Linked DNA regions of Mus musculus: region 2 is linked to region 1. The links are chromatin loops, found by intact Hi-C in ENCODE. Cell type or tissue: heart. All regions are shown on one strand.

Region 1 (2,500 bases):
ATTTGGTTTTTGAATTCCAGAGATGTTTATCTAAATATCAGTCTCTCGAAGCTGCCAAGGCGATATTAAAGACTCTTAAGTGGGGTGGGGAGCGAAGATCCATGGATTCCTCTCCACTCTTGGATTATAGCTGAGTTACGGGCTTGGAATGGCAGTCGATAGGGATGGCTGTCCATTTCTTTTGGGTATGTGAAGGACTGTGGAGGAAGATAACCTGACAAGGCCCTATTCAGGCTTCAGAGTCTTGCTCAAGCATTGTCTTTGTCCCCCACTTTAAGCCTGTTTTTCACATTCAGGAAGCTGTGTCCATGCAGATGCCAATGGCCAAGAAAAACAGGATCACTCCCCCCCCCCCAGAGGACAGTGCCACTGCATTGACCAGGTATCTAAGAAGTCATGAATGGCTATTAATGTCATACCAGAATGAACAGAAAAGTTCTGTGGGCCAAACTGGACATTTCAGATATGTAGGGATTCGTTGTGTTGCTTGTGTTCTCTGGACACCAGGGGACCTGATAGCCAATGAAAATATCTACGAAAAACTCAAGACGCAATTCAGCGCATCTGCATCTAAGAAATGACAGTTGGGGCTAGGGATGTAGTTCCATGGTAGAGTGCTTACCTATCACCTAAAAGACCCAAGATGTTCTGCCCTGAACTGAAGAACAAAGAGAGGGAGGGAGGGAGGGAGGGAGGGAGGGAGGGAGGGAGGGAGGGAGGGAGGGAGGGAGGGAGGAAGAGATGATAGTTCAAAGACCGTACTTTTGTAAAGCACTTTCAAGGTCACCAATGATGTTCATCAATAGTGAGAGGACAGGAGAGTTTAAAATCATTCTGATATAGGGACACATGCAGTGCTTAATCCAATAAGCTGTGTGAATTTGGACAAGCTGGTTCTTAGCCTGTGGGCTCTTAAACCAGAAAAGCAGACCAGACAGCTGCTCCCTGTTCTCAATGTCATCATTTACTTTTTAAAAAGAGTTTTAAAAGTGTGTGTGTGTGTGTGTGTGTGTGTGTGTGTGTGTGTGTGTGTGTGTGTGTGTGTGTGTGTGTGTGTGTGAATTCCAGTGCGTATAGCTGCGCCCCCTGGAGGCAAGAAGTGGGAGTACGATCCTTTGGAACTGGAGTTAGAGGCTGTTGTAAGCAGCTTGGTGGTGTGGGTACTGGCAATCAACTCTGGTCCCCTCCAAACCTCCCCTGGGAAGAACAGCAGGTGGTTTAAACTCTGCACTATCTCTCCAAGTGCCCTGTCCTTTACTTTTTAGTTGAACAGCAACAAAAGACAAATAGGCAATGACTTTCAAGGAGGCGATGTTCGATCAGCTTGGAAGAGCACCTATGGCTGTGTATTTGATTAGAACTCCCGGGAAGTGTCTGATGGCTGGCCATGACAGTTTCTAACGCTATCCACACCAGCAGAGACTTAACATAGCATTTATAAAGCTCTCCTGTAATCAGCATTTTCTGGCTGAGAGTGCAAGAAATGCATTGCTGGCTGGTGTTAGCGAAACATCAAAGTCCTTTCTTAGAGAGCTGTGTCCGTTTCCCGCCTGTTTGGTGTGCATGAAATCAGTGAACCTAATAAAGTAAGGCTTGTTAAGAAGAGCAACAAAGTTGCTGGCGTTCTTTATGAGTGGGCAGCCGCCACAGAAGAGATCAAAGCCAGCTCCGGTGGGGTCTGGACATCTGTTTTCTTTTTACGCAGAGTGTTATTTGGTTAGTTGTTTGACAACATCAAAGCTTCTGGCCATTACTTTTTAGGTCCACATGGGACCCAAATTCATTTTACTAATCCGTCTGGTCTAAGATGGAAGTGTTTTCCATAGCTGCGGGTCACCAACTGGAGTGAAGTGAAGACTCCCAGAATGGAATGCATGTTTTCTTTACCGGCCTGGGATATAAAGAAGCACCTTGGTTTATTGCAGTGAGGAAATGTCATATACGACATATAACCAAGGAGAACAGTTCTTCTCCTCCACCTCTTCTTTCTCCCCTCCCTCCCTTCACCCTCATTGAATTATCATGTACACAGTGCATATTCACCCATTAAAAACACACAGGTCAATAGACTTTAACAGAACTGAATTGCACGCATTTAATATTTTCTATAACCTAAGATAGTCTCTTAGCCACCTATGATCATTCTCCATTGCACATGTAACCTGGTCCTAGACAACTGTTGACCCAACGTCCAGGTTTGAGTGTTCAGACCATGCCATACAAGGCGAGTCATAACCTACCAAGGCCTCTTTGACTGTCTTCTATTGCTGATACAATAGTTTCAAGGTTCATAACCATGCAGCACTTGTCAATATTTTATGACTTTATATCGGCACAAAATATTCCACTATATATGTGTGCCACCTATTTTATCAATTAGGGACATTTGTACTGTTTATATAATAGGTGTCATTATGAGTAATGTTGCCTTATGTATTTGCATATAGATAAATATGTGAAAATACATCATCTTTGTTCTAGGACAGATGCCAAAATTTCT
Region 2 (2,500 bases), 55 kb before region 1:
TGGGCGCCTTGAAACTGGAAAGGAAGATCTGAGACATTGCTAGGCTAAGGAAGTGTTGGCAAGGTCAGGACTGCAGGGGTGCTTATGGCTTGATGATGCAATCATGCTGCCTGCCAGCTAGAGCCCAGAGCCTGTGTTCAGAGAGGAAAAGAGAGAGAAATAGGATAATTTCAAGCTCCAACTGGCCTTGGACAGTTATAACTTTACCAAGAACACTAAATCTTATAATCAGAGGTATTACCCCAGCTGCAAGATCTAGATATCCCTATTCTTGTATGCAACAGTAAAAAAGAAAAATTAAAAATCAGGAACTGTTTGTTTTAAATGATATGTTACCATACCAGGAACCATTTGATAATAATCATTATGATCAATATCACTTTTAATAAAGGAATATATATATGCATACACATATATACATATATATATATATATTTGTGAACTTTATATACATATGGACTATATATATATATATGACTTTATAGAGAGAGATGGAGTTTATATATATATATGTGTATATATATATATGTATATGTGTGTATATATATGTATATATATATGGGCTACATATATATGGACTTTGTGTGTGTCTGTGTGTGTGTGTCTGTGTGTGTGTCTCTCTGTGTATGTGTGTCTCTGTGTGTGTGTGTCTCTGTGTGTGTGTGGGGGGGGGGGATACATATATCAATTAATGACTGAACAGAGTTGAACATTTCCCAGTTATGTTTTGTTTTGAGTGACAGGTTTTGTTACATTTGACTTCTATGTTCTTATAACTCAATCGTTTCTTCGATAACAAATAACAAATGACATCAGTAGGATAAAGAGAAGACAGCATGAATTTGGAGAACTAAAGACCTAAAGCTGCTCCTTAAGAACTCTAACTTTTCCAACTGATTTCAGAGCGAATCACCCTTTCACTAAATGCTAGCAACAGCACAGCTACAGGCAAAGAGGTCTGCTTTAAATAAGGGCACTTCCCACTTCAGTGGCAAGGTTGCCACCTCACTTCCTACCGCCAGCCCTGCTGTGTTTTTCTTTTTTTTTTAATATTTTAGCTTCCAGGGTTCTTGCATCATTGACAACCTCATCTTCAGGCCAGATGTGAACTGCTCGCTCGCTCACTCGCTCGCTCGCTCACTCGTTCAGCATGAAATTCCAGAGGCAAAACCACTTCCGTTTCCTTGAGAGCTTGTTTTTCCTTTCTCTACTTGAAATGCTGATGGCACTTACCAATGAAGCACTGCTGTGTAAATAATTAAAAGAAAAAAAATGAGCCAATAGTGTTCCTGTAATCCAGAGCGTGTTAGTTGCATTTTCTGTAACACAACACTAAAACAATTGACCTACACATTTGGGCTTGCCGTTTTTGGTAGTTTTACATGAGCAGCCACTGTTTGGGGTCTGTGGTGACATGTGATATTATGGTGGGAGTGTGAACGTGGGGACAGCTGTCCCCACTGTGACCCAGGAAGTACAAAATGAATAAGGGAATAGATATCACAGTTCCTTAAAAGGACAACTGTAATGACTCAAAGCCTCCCCAGTAGGCCCCACGCTTAGACGCTCGCTCCTCTGTCTCCCAGCAGAGCCACCCTGGGAAACAATCTTAATGCAGTGGCCTCTGAGAGATAGCCAACACCCTAACTGTAGCACAGAGGCTGGTTCCCGACTTCACACAATTATGCTTGCCCTCATCACTGTCTCTTTATACCTTGTAGGTTTACTTCAGAATGAGGTTTCCCAAAGGACCTTTTTTTTTTCCACTCAGACCAGGGTTCCTGCATCATTGACAACCTCATCTTCAGGCTAAATGTCTTAGTTAGGGTTACTACTGCTATGCTGAGACACCATGAGCAAAAGCAAGTTGGAGAGAAAATGGTTTATTTGGCTTGTGCTTTCACATCATAGTCCATCAGTGAAAGGAGTCAGGACAGGAAGTCAAGGAGAGCAAGAACCTAAAGACAGGAGTTGATGCAGAGGGCATGGAGGGGTGCTGCTTATTGGATTGCTCCCTATGGCTTACTCGGGTTTTTTTTAATGGAACCCAGAACCCCAGACCAGGGGTGGCACTTCCCACAATAGGCAGGACCTTCCCCCATCAATCACTAATTAAGAAAATGCCCTACAGGTTTGCCTACAGCCAGATCTTATGGAAGTGTTTTCTCAACTTAGGTTCCGTCCTCTCAGATGACCCTAGCTTGTATGGAGTTGACATAAAACGAGCCAGCACAATTGTGGAAAGATATTAATATAAAATGAAAATTAGCGGAAAAATCCAGTGAAAATACAAGTTGCAAGTTGTTTACCATGAGCGTCAAATAAATATGGAAAGTATTGAGCAGCCTAAGGAGTTTCTCAATGACTACTCTCCTCCGCTCACATCTGACAGCTATCTAGACCCAGAGCAGCCAAGGGCCACACACCGAAGAGATTCACAGAGCAAGAAGTCCCAGCTAACTAAGCAGTTGGAGAAACAGGGGAAAAGGCTTTCTAGGAC

What was found. Hi-C counts contacts between places; a loop is a spot of excess contacts. Peaks named below come from ENCODE experiments on the same cell type or tissue, not always from the same donor. Only the 100,000 strongest peaks of a DNase experiment are listed, where the experiment ranks them.
Region 2: a loop joins it to region 1, with 2.2 times the contacts of the local background. A loop is called at or near these places in 4 of 42 quality-filtered maps.

What each region holds. Positions count from the first base shown.
Region 1 is chr8:36,688,313-36,690,812 of GRCm38, reverse strand. The region is part of intron 5 of Dlc1 (deleted in liver cancer 1); the gene reads left to right. Among named protein-coding and RNA genes, the nearest start is that of Trmt9b, 230 kb to the right of the region's middle. In heart, a CTCF peak has its summit at 1,137; no DNase peak of the experiment used is centred here.
Region 2 is chr8:36,743,572-36,746,071 of GRCm38, reverse strand. The region is part of intron 5 of Dlc1 (deleted in liver cancer 1); the gene reads left to right. Among named protein-coding and RNA genes, the nearest start is that of Dlc1, 210 kb to the left of the region's middle. In heart, no CTCF peak of the experiment used is centred here; a DNase peak (open chromatin) is centred at 1,131; H3K4me3 peaks cover 104 bases; H3K27ac peaks cover 1,232 bases.